2 separate regions of the Homo sapiens genome follow, and region 1 is linked to region 2. Evidence: read pairs that join two places in POLR2A ChIA-PET (ENCODE). Cell type or tissue: PC-9. All regions are shown on one strand.

Region 1 (8,000 bases), 290 kb after region 2:
ATACCCCCTACAGAGCCTTTTGCAATCCTCTGGCTCTTAACACTCCAAATGATTTGATTATGTTTGTTTATATAATAGTTGCAATATTGATTCAAACTAGAGGTGGCCAGGAAGGGTCAAACTGTGCTTTATGTTTCCCTGTAGTCGTATAGATCATAGCCTATTACTTCCACATCATCTAGAGGAAAGAATTGCCATCATCTTTCTAAAACCAAAATGCATTGCAAAAAATTTTATAGACCTTAAGAGAGCTTTGACAAAATTGGTTGGCACAGTAGTAATTTGGTTTTCATGAAGTAGTTTTCTTTCATGAATAAATAGCATTGTGTTTACACACAGAATAAAGCTCACTGAAAATCTTTCTATTTGTTTTTGACAAATTCACTGAAAAATTGACAAAGGAAACATTTATTTTAGACACTGCTAGCCAATCCAATAAAGATCCTGGTGAACTAAACTTTTAAGATTTTTTTGGCCGACAGACTGAAAGGTTGTTTTCAATACTTCTTTATGTTTACACATCAAACACCCATAGATGTACTGCAGTCTATAATATATAACCCTTGCATTAAAGAAACCCTCTAGCATGAAGGACCAAGTCAGTATTTTGTACTTGCACTTGGTGTGAGTCCATCAGTACTGGGGGAAAATTATGCCCTAGTAAACAGCTTTGGGTTCATTCCCATTTGCAAACACTCAGTATAATGTTCCACAAAGAAGTTCAATTAAAAGAATCCACACAATATCATATGTGCATGTGATGATTAAATGACCCAAAGCTTTTCCATTTCTGGGGACCCCACAATGTGTGTCATCTTCAGATTTTTCACTACTTCTAGAGAGAGCAGGAGACAAGCATGTCCCTGAAGCACTAGGTTTTCAGCAGGAATGTTCATGACTGGATTGCCTCTGACTCCGGCCAGGGACTCATTGGTTGTCTTTGGCAGGTGTTTGTGCTTGTGTACAGGGAAGGGAGAGATAGGCAAATGACCCTGAGAAAAATTACAGAGAAAAAAATTCAATGTAGCACTTTGCTGGAAGATCCATACATAGGGAAAGTCAAAGGATAAAATAAAAATGAGTTTTATGTCATTTTATTCTGAAAATGCAATTTTTGTATTTACTAACTTCCACAATAATACAATAGTTTTGACATGACAGTTATATTACAAAAAAGCAAATGTGATTTAACTAAAGTGGCATTGTACTAGCTTTAAACAAAGAAAACATTTGACAAAAGATGGAGAAGAGAGAAAACCCTCTTTTGTTGCCCCACATAAATCCTAATACACTGGAAACAGAAAATGCCTTTATTGAGAGGGTAATGAACTAACAAATGAAAAAAGAATCCTCATTGAACTGGAATACTTTTATAAGTATAAGCATTGCAAGGATAGAAATTGTGCCTGAGCTCATCTTACTTTCTGTAGTACCACATGATGTGCTATATATTCAATAAATAGTTTTTTTTTCTTTTCTTTTTTCTTTTTGAGATGGAGTCTTGCTCTCTCTCCCGGGCTGGAGTGCAATGGCGTGATCTCAGCTCACTGCAACCTCTGCCTACCAAGTTCAAGTGATTCTCCTGCCTCAGCCTCCTGAGTAGCTAGGATTACAGATGTGCGCCACCATGGCTGGCTAATTTATGTGTTTATTTTTTTTTAGTAGAGACGGGGTTTTGCCATTTTGGCCAGGCTGGTCTTTAACTGCTGACCTCAGGTGATCTTCCCGCCTTGGTCTCCCAAAGTGCTGGGATTACAGGCGTGAACCACTGTGCTGGTCTCAATAAATATTTTGTGAATAATGATTTTCAGTCCAGAAAGTTTAAATGTTTTTTCCTTGTTTAGACGGACTTTTCCAAGACAGATTCCTTTCATACACTGAAAGGGAGATTGGAAACCAGATGATAGAGTTAAGGGAACTAAGATCAGAAAAGGGGAGAGGACTGGGGCCAGGGAGAATACAGCAGGCTGGGTGTTCTGAGAGACTTGTTATTTTGGTGGGGTAGCTCTAGGTCTAAGAAACTCCTAGTGTGAAACCAAGTGACCCTTGGCATGTGATGCCTGGACCCAAGCAGCTCCAGCTTTGGCCCCACTTTGTTCTGAAGAGCACTTCCAAGTTCTCAGTGGTACTTTCTGATAAAGATCAGCTTGGGGATCCTATCTAATCCACCGCTCCCTAAAACTACTGGACTTTAGTGCTGGCTTGGGGAAAATTTTCGGTGTCAAGGGGATAATTTTCCAACATCCTCTCGAATCCCATCTGCAATTTTAAAAACCTTTCTCTGGCATTTAAGTTTTATTCAATAGGACTTCATTAAAGTTAAATATCTGGCAAAACAAACTTGCCCAGTTGGAGTGAAGCCTGCATTGTTTCATTGCAGCCACATGCATAAATGATGCTTGAGACCATTTGCAGGGTGAAAAGAAATCTGGAGAGTTTTATATTATTAGAGCAGTGCAAGAAGAAATTTGAGGGCTCAGAGAATTCAAAGCCTTCGAAGTTTTGCCCAGATCTCACCATAAATATTGAGAGTGATAACAAGACAAACCACGAGGAGTCATTTAGGCTTAGTAGAGGAAGCTAAACAGAACTTCCTTTACACTAATGTGCTGCAGGTTTCTTAAAGTTCCCACTGATCTAATAAAGAAAAAATAAGTTTGCTTTATTCTCTAGGGGGTGCTTGCAAAAAGGAGAAAAAGCTCTTCATGCCTGTCTTCAAACGATAAACTTCCCTCCCTCCCTCCCTCCCTCCCTCCCTCCCTTCCTTCCTTCCTTCCTTCCTTCCTGCGTTCCTTCCTTCCTTCCCTCTCTCCCTTCCTCTTTTCCTACCTTTCATTGATTCCTAAACAATTTCTGAGAACTTATTGTGAAGGTAAGAGGACACAACTCTTACCTTCATGGAAATAAATATGCAAATGATATTCAAAGTATGCTGGAATGTGTAATGTCCTTCATTCAGAGCTTGCTTGCAGGGGAGGCCATGGAGAGGGGACCTTGGGTGGGGGAGCTCCCGCATGAAGGGTAGGCCCATGGAAAGTGTGGCAAGAGGGCAGCTGGACTATAATGTGCGTGAGATTTGGTATTTTTTAAAAAGAAATGAAATAGAACACTAAGTCCATGACTCTGGCATCCTATATGAACTATGAAAGCTTATGGTGAGTATATTTCAAAGGAAAGAAAATTCAACATACAAAGAATGGGAAGCTAACATTACCCTCGTGGCTGTGCAGATTTCATCTTCATTACTTCAATTAGCCCTCACAATAAGCTTATAAGGCATGCGTTTTTCCTATTTCCTTTTTAGTTGTAGAAACTAAACCTCAGAGAGAGATTCCCAAATTGTTTAAGCTAAACTGTGACTGTAAATACTGTTCTGTCTGACTCTCACATTTCTTAGGGATTGGAGAGGCTACAAAACATGATGGGGAATCTGAAAAAAAAATTAAAAAGGATTAGACAAGGATCTCTTTTGGTATCTTCTCACAATGTTGGGAATATGATGAAAATGGCTTTCTTATTTCTGGTGCTCTGTTGCACACAACAAATCCCTTTATAATAAGAATTAGATGAGTTCTTGTAATATCTTTTAGAGTAGCCAGATAATTATTTTCCATGGCAATCTTCAAACTTATTAAAATATCAACCATTCCAGGGAAGATTCAGATATAACTAGATAGCTTCAAAACAGAAAATGAAAACCAGTCAAAGAAACATTGTTATGAATGCCATATAAATCAAATGTCATATATGCCTTTTATTAATAAATAACGTGAACCATTTACTACCTTCTCAAATAGTTAAGTGAACATTTTAGAAGACTTTCTAATTGCAATGTCATTGCCTTTCCATTCCTTAGTGCTTAGCCCTCTAATTTGAGATCTACTGGAGGGCAACATTTACAAATTAGAAACATAATTGAAATCTACTGCTGAATAAATTAATGTTTACCACTACATGAAATTAGTGCAATCATTTTAAATGGTATGGAATCTATTTTCTTTTCACTTCACTGGCTTCTTGTTTTTCTATGATGGAATTGTAGCTGGAGATGACTCTCAGAAAAACAAACTTTCCCCTTTGATATTCTCCCAAATGAGTACTGTGAGGAAAGGAATGGTGACATTACTGGGGAAACACAGGATGCTGTGGCCTTTCATGATGATGGGTCCTTCCTAGTTCTCTTAATTTTGAATCAAAGTGGACTAAAGACATTGTAGAGAGACTAACTCCATCTGAACAGATGACAAAAACATGAATAATTGAAAGATGTGAACAGAGTAAATTTACATTAGACCAGTACAAAAATAATGCTGAATTCATAAGTGTTAAAAATTACTCATTAAATTCAAAGTTTTTAAAACAAATGACTCTGCAAGACACACTATTAAGAGAATGAAAAACATAAGCCATAGACTGGGAGAAAATATTTGCAAATCACATACCTGATAAATACCCAGAATATTTAGAATATATATATCTAGAACATACAAAAACTATTAAAATTAAACAAAAAGAACAAACAATCCAATGAATAATGGCAAAGATCAAATAGGCACCTCCCCAAAGAAAATATACAAATGAAAAATAAGCACACAAAAAAAGATACCTAAAATAATTTGCCATTGAGGAACTGCAAATTAAAACAGCAATGAAAAATATTACACATGTATTAGAATTACTAAAATCCAAAATCTGACAATATCAATTACTACTAAGGATACTGAACAACAGAAAGTCTCAATCATTGCCGGTGGAAAATAAAAATGGCACCACTGCTTTGGAAGACAGGTTGGTAGTTTCTGCCAAAACTAAAATCTTACCACATATGCTCTTAGATATTTACACAATTGACTTGAAAATTTACACGCAGGGATGTTTATAGTAACTTTATTAATAATCACCAAAACTGTAAGCAACTAAGATGTCCTTCAATAGGTAAGTAGATATAGTCCATCCATACAATGGAATATTATTGAGTAATAAAAATAAATGAATCATCAAACCTCGAAGAGACACAAAGAACCTTAAATGCGTACTGTTAAGTGATAGAAACCAGGTTGAAAAAAACCATATGCTCTATCATTTCATTTTTTATAGATATTCTAGAAAAGACAAAACCTTAGACATTATATAGTTCAGTCATTGCCAGAGCTTTGGGGAAGGAGTAAGATTGGCTAGATAAAACACAGGGGGTTTTAGTGGTGGTGAAACTATTATATATCATACTGTAATGGTGGATATATGAAATTATACATTTGTCAAAACTCATAAAACTGCTTAACACAAAGAATGAACCCTAATGTAAACAATGGACTCTAGTTAATAATAATGTATCAATATTTGTGTATCAATTGCATCATACAAAGGAAATATATTAATAATAGGAGAAAACATGAAAACAGTGAGCAGGCAGGAAAAGAGGCATATGGTGGTTCTCTGTAATTTCTGCTAGATTTTTCTGCAAACGTAAAGCTTCTCTAAAAATAAAATTTATTAATTAAAAGAAAAGGTGCAGACCTAAATAACTTTGGAAATGAGTGGAGACTAAGAGTAAAGATAAAAGGAACTATATATACATACTGTAGTCTAGTTGTTAAAGTTGCTTCTCCCGGCAGTACAGATGAACAATTCTGAAACCACTATGCATGTATACTAGGATTGAACAAATAGGTTATATATGTCTGGATGGCAGGAGATTTCTTACTGTTGTAATAGGAAGTTACAAGTAAGCAAAGGGGGAAGACAAGAATAAATCATTTAGTACTGGATTACAGTTGGATACCTCAATATGAACTCATAATTAGTTCAATATGGATACAAATAACTAAATATAGAAATAATAATAAATATCTATGTATACACGAGTTAGTGCATATACATATATTTCTGAGCTCCATTTACTGAGAGGGCCTAGAAGCAATGACAATGCAGATGCAATGAGCACATCCAGAGCCCAGACCTTGGTTTCAAATGCCATTCTCTATGTAAGGAAACCAGGCCTCCTTGGAGAAGTGGCTAACTCTAGAGCAGGGCCAGGGAATAGACAAAATAGGCTTAGACTATATTATAGTAACAGAAAATAAAGAAAAGCTAAAGAGAAAATCTAACGGAGATATGTCAAAGGATCCAGAAACCAAGAAAGAACTCTCGATGGCTAAAGTTGGAATAATTTGAGTAACAAAATTAACAACATAGTATTAGATTGTAATCAAGGTATAAAATATATACCTATGAGTTCATACTGACATAAATATATGATTCAATAAACAAATAAATGAGAGGCAATAAACAAATCTTATTTGTAAAATTTCAAATAATTTATGTAGATACTTTACTCTCAAGAAGGTGAAGCATAATTCTCCCATTCCTTAAATGTGGGATAAATATAGTGACTGTCTTCCAAAGAGCACAGTATGAAAAATGTGGAAAAATAGTTCCTTTGCAGTGCAGAAACCTGAGAAACACTATCTCAACCATGTGATCAAGCTTAACATCAACATTGATGTCACTTTGATAATGGGTGCCCTTGACATGATGTGATAAAATTGACGCTTTACCTCTGTATCTTTCTCCCCAAAACTCACATCTCCACTCCAATCATGAGAAAAACATCCAACAAACCCATATTGAGGAACATTCTACAAAATATCTGACCAGTCTTCCTTAGAGACACCGAAACCAAAGAAAGCCTGAGAAACTGTCACGGTCTAAATAAATTTGAAAATTAAACATAATGTGGTATACCAAATAGGATCTTGGAATGGCAAACATCACATTAGATAAAAACTAAATGAATATGAATACAGCATGGACTTTACTTAGTGATAATGTATCAGTGTTGGTTATGATGTTACTTGTGAAAAACACACCATATGAGATCTTAACAGCAGAGGAAAATGGATGCTGGGCATGTAGGAAGTCTGTAATATCTTTGCAACTTTTCTGTAAATCTAAAACTACCCTAAAATAAAAAGCTTATTAAAAAATATTAAAAAAATGAAAAAGAAGAGTATGAACATAAGGATGACCTGAATCTGGGACATAAAATGGCTAGAAAGTGATTGCGACAACATCAACACAATGGAAAATAAAAAACATCAAAATGGAATTATTTACAGAATTGTGGAATGACTGAACACTTTGGTTTTAAATCTATTTGGGGATATATGACAAGTTTGGGAATTATCCTTGGTATATGTTAAAACAGAGTTTAAATGGCATTCTCTTTTTTTAAAAAAATTTATTTTATCTTGAGGGAGTGCACGTGCAAGTTTGTTACCTGGATATATTGTACGAAGTTGAGGTTTAGGGTATTAATGATCCCATCACCCAGGTACTGAGCATAGTACTCAGTAGTTAGTTTTTCAACCCTTGCCCTCTCTCTTCCTTCCCCCCTTTAGTAGTCCCCAGTTTCTATTTTTGCCATCTTTATATCTATGTGTACCCAATGATTAGCTCCTACCTGTAAGTGAGAACATGTGGTATTTGGTTTTCTGTTCATGTATTAATTCACTTAGGATAATGGCCTCCAGCAGCATCTATGTTGCTGCAAAGAATGTGATTTCATCCTTTTCATGGCTGTGTAGTATTTCATGGTGTATATGTACTACATTTTCTTTACCCAATCCATCACTGATGGGGACCTAGGTTGATTCCACATCTTTGCTATTGTGATACATTTCCTTTTTTTAACTTTAACTCCATTACCCTATTTCTGGTCTTTTTACCTTATATATTCCAAAATTACATTTCCATTTTTATACCTCGCTCATTTAAACAAACCTGTCTTCCAGGCAAACTGGTCTACTCACCACCTGTTAAATATGCATGAAGGTCCTTCTGCTTGAGTTATTCTCTTCACTTGAATGTGCTCTTCTCTTGCAGTTCCAATCATCTATCCTGAAGTTCTTACCATCCAAAAAGAATTCATCGGCTTGCCTTGATTTCCCCAGATAAAAGGGACCCCTTCCTTCTCTGACCCACGAAGACACTCTGTACTG
Region 2 (8,000 bases):
AAAAGAAAACCATTTGTAATAGAATATTCTGTATTTCAATATGGAAATGCTTAGACACAATTCCATCAGAAGACACAGAATAGTAGGCATATGCTTGCACCCCTGCACAGCATCTCCTGTGACTTGAACAGCTACGAATGCAGACTGGTATAGGTGCTATGTTGGTGACCTAAATTCCAGGAACAGCATTTCTTTGAGTGATATATTTTATTTTTTTTAGAACGGCAAACAGTCATTTACCAAGAACTCTTGGTAAAGTTGTAAAGTTAAAAAATAACAACTTTTTATTTACTGGATTGTTGCATTCCTGAAAAACTCAGTATATATTAGGACTGTAAAACTACTTTTTGTTTATATGTAAAACAGCATTAGATTCTAGGTGAAGATAATTATAAACAACTCTTTTTGCTTTCATAAAAAAGTTAGCAGGACATTAAAAAAAAAGGGTGCAGGACATAGACAATTCTTTGTTTAAAGGACTGGTCCATAAAGTTTTGGAAGCATATCGTTCCTTTGCCCTGCCTATTGTGTGTCAGGAACACCACTCTCCTACAATCATTGTAGCCATAAAGCACTACCCCATAAAAAATCACTGGTATAGGGGAGACTCCACTAAGAGCTAGAAGAAAACTGTTTGTGATGAAGCATAGACCTTTTATTTTACATTGAAGTCGTCAAGAATCATTGTGTAGGTAGGGAACTGCATAGCCCTAGAGGGCACTAGTTACAAAGGCTGTAAGGCACCCTTCACCTATCAAATAGAAATCATAAGCCTGCTGGTGGCTCCGGTGATGTTACACGTGAGAATACAGCAGTTTCCTTTATCCATGGTTTCACCTTCAGCAGTGTCAGTTACCCCCAGTCAACCGCAGTCCAAAAATACTAAATGGAAAATCTCAGAAATAAACAATTCATAAGTTTTAAATCTCTTACTGTTCTAAGTAGCATGATGAAATCTCACACCTTCCAGCTCTGTCCCACCTAGGATGTGAACCATCCCTTTGTTTAGGTACCTATGCTGTATACACTACTCACCCATTAGTCACTTAGTAGCCATCTAGGTTATCAGATTGGCTACTGTGGTATCAAAGTGCTTGTGTTCAAGGAACTCTTATTTTACTTAATAATGGCCCCAAAGCACAAGAGTAGTGATGCTAGCAATTCAAATATGGGAATGAGAAGCTGTAAAGTGCTTTAAGTGAAAAGGTAAAGGCTGGGCATGGTGGCTCATGCCTGTAATCCCAGCACTTTGGGAGGCCGAGGTGGGCAGATCACCTGAGGTCAGGAGTTCGAGACTAGCCTGGTCAACAAGGCAAAACCCAGTCTCTACTAAAAAGACAAAAATTAGCTGGGCATGGTGGCAGGTGCCTGTAATCCCAGTTACTTGGGAGGATGAGGCAGGAGAATCACTTGAACCCGGGAGATGGATGTTGCAGTGAGCCAAGCTGGCACCACTGCACTCCAGCCTGGGCGACAGCAAAAATCCGTCAAAAAAAAAAAAAAAAAAAAAAAAGAAAAGAAAAGAAAAGGTGAAAGTAATTGACTCAATAAGGAAAGAGAAAAAATCAGTTGCTGAGGCTGCTAAGATCTACAGTAAGAACAAATCTATCCATGACATTGTGAACGAGGAAAAAGAAATTTCTTCTAGTTTTGCTGCTGCACTTCAAACTACAAAAGTTATAGCCACAGGTGTGATAAGTGCTTAGTTAAGATGGAAATGGTATTAAATCAAATCATAGGATGTATGTATAGGAAAAATAGTCTCTATAGGGCTTGGTACTATCTTCCATTTCAGATATCCAGTGGGGGTTTGGGAATATATCCCGCAAAGATAAAGGGTGACTATTGTATCATACACGTATTATAGATGACATGGAATTTTCTTTAAACAACTTGAATTTAGTAGTACTTAAAGTGATTTAGATTTTTTCATAAAAACCTACAAAATTTCATAAAAACCTATAAGATTTATTTCATATATTAAAAATGAAGCTTTTAAACTTTTTTTATATTTTAAATTCCATGCACTCACAAGTCACAACTCACATACATTCCTTGTCTTTTTCTAGAAAACCCTAGTCTATCAGAAGTTGGAATAAAACAAACCTTCAGGTACCCGGAATAAGCAACGAACTTTCCGAATTAGAAAGCCAGTATAAATTGCAGATATGCTTGAAAAAATAATAGGTATGCTATTATATTAGGATAATAATAGATATGGAAATACTATACAGACGAATCAGGGATTGACTATTTTATATCACAAAGTAATTTATTTCTTTACAAAATGGATCCCTGATTTACAAAGGGGTTTACCTCATGCACATTTATAAAGCAAGCTTCCTTATTACAGCATTTCCTTGGGGCACACTTCTTAAGAATCCGAATATTCATTTGGCAGTATTTATTGAGTTTCTACAACATGCCCCTCCACCATATTAGGCTCTTAATTTCAATTAAGACAAGACACTCTCTCTGTGCATGAACAGTTTCTAGTTTGTAAAGAAGATATATAAACTGACAATTCAAGCACAATGTCACAAGTGATGAGATGAAAATTGTCAACCAAGTGCCCAGGGAAAAGTGCATGTAACTCAGCCTGAAGGAGGTGGTGAGAGCCTTACTGAAGGGATGGCACTTGAATTGAGTCTTAAAAAACTAGTCACCGGCGAAGTAAGAAGAAGAGCAAATCAGGCAGAGGAAATAACAGGTGCAAAGGCACTGACGCCTGACAAGTAGATTGTCAGACATGTGAGGCTGACATGAGAGAGGTGTAGTGCTGGGGGTGAGAGGGACAATAGCAATGAAATTCAGGATATAAATTAGTTATAGGCTGTGGAGGGTTTTGGATATCACGCTAAGGAATTTGAACTTTATCCTGCAGAAAATTGTGCCTGTAATTGCAAGTCTGTAAGACTTTTTAGCGGACGATAGTATCAGTTTTGTTCCTTAGGAAAATAACTGGCAGCTGTGTGGAAGATAGGCAGCAAGGGGGAAAGACAGATGGCACAGAGAACTTTTTGGATACCTGTGTTAATAGGCATCATGCTCTGGTAGCTTTAATGTGTAGATTTCACCCTCTGCAGTAAGGTCAGAAGAGGGGAGTTGTAGGCAGGAAGAAAGGTTGGAATTGAAGCATGAAGGTAGCTCGCATAGGCAGACAGGTGAGAGACTGAGCTCAGAAAAGTAAGAAAGTGCAGGAATGAGCCTGCAGATACAGAGTTCAGTCCAGAGAGGACAATGGAGGCTGGAATCAGTAACTCTCATCTAGGGGAAACAGTGACAGGGGCAAGATACAATGGAACAGGTATTCAGGCCATAGGTTCTGAGAAAGAAGTGAACCGGCTTTAGGCAAGAGGTCAGAATGTGAAGAATGGCACAGAATAACAAACATGCCAGGGCATCTCAAACTTTAGTTAGTATCAGGATCACCTTTAGGGCTTTGAAACATTCAGATCTCTGTGCCCCACCCTCAGAGATTCTAAGTCAGTAAAAGTCTGGAATAAGTCTAATAATTGGCATTTCTGCATTACCCAAGTGATGCTGATGCTACTGGTCTCTGGACTAAACAAGGCTCTAAGCAGCCTTCCAGATCTACAGTCCTCTGAATTGGTTTCAGGATTTAAAAACATTTCAATGTTCAGATGCACACATTTACTTACCAGACTAGAGAGAATTCTGAGTTGGTGGAGGAAGGCCAGTTCCTGATAGATCAAACATGCAATCTGAGAGGCCCAACAGCAAAGTAGGCAGCTTTCCATGAAGACCAGAGTGAGGGTTGATTAAAAAAAAAATTGTTTTTGGTTCCTCTACAGGCAGCTGCTGGAAAACAGGACTAATGGTTGTTTGAGGAGTGAGAGAAAGGGGCAGGCCCAAGCAAGCACCGTGCTCTGATACTGTCTCTCCTGAAACTGGGTCTGCCAGTCTGGAAGCTGGCGGCTCTGCCCACCTAAATCATTGCTCAGATAGTCACACACAGAACATCTAGGCCTCTCTCTGTTTGTACCTGCCCTTATGCCAGTATCACACTCTTCATTTCTGCAGTTTTATAATAAGTTTGAACTCAGCTCAGCATGAAGCCTAACAGTTTCTGAGGCTTTCTTAAAATGGGACTGAAGGATTTTGTTACACTATTAAAAAGAAAATATATAGGTACAGATAATCAAATTCTTGAGTTGATTACATTATTGTGCATCTTTTAATATGGCAGACTAAACAGGCCTCCAGAAACTAGGCCACATTTTCTGGATAGCTGCCAGTAATTATATGTCAGGAATGCCTATATAAGCAAGATGTTAATGCTCAACAATTATTCCTTCTTCTTTTTCCTTTTTGACTTAAGCTGCAAAGGTAACAGTAACACTGAAGCCATAACCAGTGCAACCTGAGCAACAGATGGCAATTTGCTTAAATTTGCAAGAAGGATTTGAAATTCGAATTGATTAAAATACTGGTACCTATGGTAGATGAAAAGGAGTTGATTCATGTTTCAAGATCCTTCAAATATGGAAATTATTAATCAATGAGTCTGCTAGTTTATCACTAGGTATTAGCACATACAAACACCAAATTCCTCTAACATTCTCAGAGGATGTGCGACACAAATTCCTTTGGCTGCATAAGCAAACACACACTTCATTTCCATGTCAACGAGTAAAAACAAAATTAATCAGAGCAACAGAGCAACTGGAACAGTGTGGGGGTATATATTAGGTGTTCATAGGTATTGGTTGAATAAATGAATGGATGAATAAATGAGTGCCAAAGCACAGAGTGGAGGTAACTATCAACCTTCCGCAAGACCAGGACAATAAAAACAAAAAAATGTGCATTGTTTGGCTACAGAATTCCAAATTTAGAAAGCAGAAGATGTAGAAGGACAGGGGAGACTGGAGAAGAAGAGGGGGCTGGGACATAGTAAAGGCTGGATTATTGGAAGACGAGGAAGATGAGTATAACACAGAATTGAATCACTTAACTCCTAATGAAAAACACTTTAGCAAAATAGCTCTTCAGACAAGGAATGGAATAAAATCAGCATTGACATAAACAAGCTCTTGGTTCTAATTATCTGGCAAGCAACTGCTGCAGATCTCAAAGAAGCTGAGTGGGTGAGGCTGGATCTGTGGTTTTGGAGTCTACTCAAGCATATTGAAGGCTCTTAGGGAAACATAAGTGTTAGAAAGCTTGGAGTGTTGGGGATATCAATTTATTCAACAAGGGTTTATTGATCTCCTACCAGGTATAAATATTTTTCTTGATACAAGAGTAAATGGCGTGTGATTCTTTTCCTTAAGCATCATACAATCTATATGGGGAGGCCATCCATGTTCAGAAATAATCATATAATAGGGCAAACTTTGATAAATGTCTAGAAGTGTGAGGATGATTTGGAATAGTCATTCATTCATTCATCCATTCATACATTTTTTAACAAAGTGTGCAATCCAGTGGTTTTAATATGTTCATAAAGTTGTGCAACCATCACTATTATGCAGTTCCACAAAATTTTCATCATCCACCAAAAGTCCTGTAAGTACTAGCAGTCACTCTCCATTCTTTCCTCCCTCTAGCCCCTGACAACCCCGCTAATCAATTTTCTGTCTCTATGGATTTCACTATTCTCAATTGATTCCCCAAAATAAGCTGACCATAAATGTAGGGTTTATTTCTAGACTCCCAAATCTATTCCAATGATGTTTATACCTACCCTTATGCCAGTATCACACTCTTCATTTCTGCAGTTTTATAATAAGTTTGAAGTCAGGAAATTTGAGTCCTCCAACTATGTTCTTTTTCAAATTCTTTTAGCTATTCCGAGTCTTGCATTTCCATATAAATCTCAGGATCAGCTTGTCAACTTCTGCAAAAAAAGTCAGTAGAAATTTTGACAGAGATTCCATTTAATCTGTAGATCAACTTTTGGATTATTGCCATTTTAACAGTATTAAGCTTTTAAATACATGATCTTGGGATATCTTTGCCTTAATCTAGATATTCTTTAATTTCTTTCAACAATGTTTTGTAGTTTTCAGAGTACTAGTTGTTACTCATTTTATTAAATTTATTCCTAGGTGTTTTATTCCTTTTGATATTGTAAATGGAATTGTTTTCTTAATTTTGTTTTCAGATTATTCATTGATAGTGTAAAAAAACACACTATTGACTTTTGTATATTGATCTGTATTCTGCAACCTTACTGAACTTATTAGTTCTAATAGTTTTTAAGGGGTTATTCGGAATTTTCTATGTATAAATTTAAGACATTTGCAAATAGAGATGATTTTACTTCTTTCCCAATATGGATACCTGTTATTTCTTTTTCTTGTCTAATTGCCCTGACTAGAACCTCCAGCAGAGTGTTGAGTAGAAGTATAAAGAGTGGACATATTTATCTTATTTTTGATTTAGAGGGAAAGCTTTCAGTCTTTTTCATTAAGTATAACGTTACCCGTGGGTTTTTCATAGATGCTCTTTATCAGGTTAAGGAAGTTCCTTTCTATTCCTAAGTGATGCAGTATTTTTATTGATGAAATGGTGATGGATTTTGGCAAATGCTTTTTTCTGTCTATTGAGATGATCATGTAGTTTTTGTTCTATATTCTATTATTATGGTATATTACGTGGTTGATTTTTATATACCGAACCAACCTTACCTTCTTGGGATAAATCTCACTTGGTTATGGTGTACTTTTTATATGTTGCTGGATTTAGTTTTCTAGAATATTTTTGAGGAATTTTGAATCTATGTTCATAAGGGATATTGGTTTGTAGTTTTTGTTTCTTGTGATGCCTTTGTGTTTTTTAGAATCAGGTTAATGGTAGCCTCATAGAATACGCTGAGAAATATTCTTGCTGCTTCTGAATTTTAGAAATTTTGTGAAGGATTGATATTGATTCTTCTTTAAACAATTGGTAGAATTCACCAGTGAAGCCCTCTCATCCTGGGAAGATTAAGAAACCTTTTTAAAATTGCTGGTTCAATCTCTTTACTTGTAATTGGTGTATTCAGATATTCTGCTTCTTCTTGAATCAGTTTTGATAGTTTCATTTTTTCTGTGAATTTGTCCATTTTATCTAGATTATTTACTTTATTAGAATACAATTGTTTTTTGTCTTCCCTTATAATCCTTCTTATTTTTGTAAGGTTGGTAGTAATATTCCTTCTTTCATTTCTGATTTTAGTAATTTTACTCTTTTTCTTGTTTCTTGGCCCAGTCTAGCTAAACATTTGTCAATTGTATTAATCTTTTCAAAGAACCAAATTTTACTTTTGCTTATGTTCTCTATTGGTTTCTTGTTATTTATTTATTTACACTTCAGTATTTATCCTTTTCTTCTTCCCCCTTGCTTTTGTTTGTTCTTTTTCTAGTTTCTTAAGACAAAAGGTTAAGATATCAATTTAAGATTTTTCTTCTTTTTAAATATAGGTATTTACAGCTATAAATATCTAAGTACTGTTTTCATTGTGTTCCATAATTACGATATGCTGTATTTTCATTGTGATTCATCTCGATGCATTTTTCTAATTTTTTTTTTATTTCTTTTCTTACCCATTGGTTATTTAGGAGTGTGTTGTGTAATTTTTACATATTAGTAAATTTCTCAAATTTCTTTCTGTTATTTACTTCTAATTTCATTTTATTGTGGTAGGAGAACATACTTTGTATTATTCTCTTTTTAAAAATTTACTGAAGTTTATTTTATGGCCTAACATATGGTCTGTCCTATAAAATGTTCCATGTGAGCTTGAGAAGAAAGTGTGTTCTGCTGTTGCTGGATTCTGCTGTGTTCTATAGATGTCTGCTAAATTAAGTTGCTGTGCAGTGTTGCTCAAGTCCTTTATTTCCTTGCTGATATTCAGTTGTGTTGTTCTTTCCATTATTGCAAGTGAGGATTAAAATCTCCAATTATTCATATTGAATTGTCTATTTTCTATTCAATTCTGTAAGTTTTGTTTCATGTATGTTTGGATCCTGTTATTTGGGAATTTTATGGGG

What was found. ChIA-PET counts read pairs that join two places held together with the same protein. Peaks named below come from ENCODE experiments on the same cell type or tissue, not always from the same donor. Only the 100,000 strongest peaks of a DNase experiment are listed, where the experiment ranks them.
Region 1: POLR2A ChIA-PET joins it to region 2 with 6 read pairs; 3 of 35 experiments call an interaction of 5 or more read pairs at or near these places.

The regions. Positions count from the first base shown.
Region 1 is chr2:36,036,531-36,044,530 of GRCh38, reverse strand. No RefSeq gene overlaps it. Among named protein-coding and RNA genes, the nearest start is that of CRIM1-DT, 320 kb to the left of the region's middle. In PC-9, no CTCF peak of the experiment used is centred here; no DNase peak of the experiment used is centred here.
Region 2 is chr2:36,326,550-36,334,549 of GRCh38, reverse strand. No RefSeq gene overlaps it. Among named protein-coding and RNA genes, the nearest start is that of CRIM1-DT, 25 kb to the left of the region's middle. In PC-9, a CTCF peak has its summit at 718; DNase peaks (open chromatin) are centred at 739, 839, 3,319 and 4,579; H3K27ac peaks cover 2,308 bases.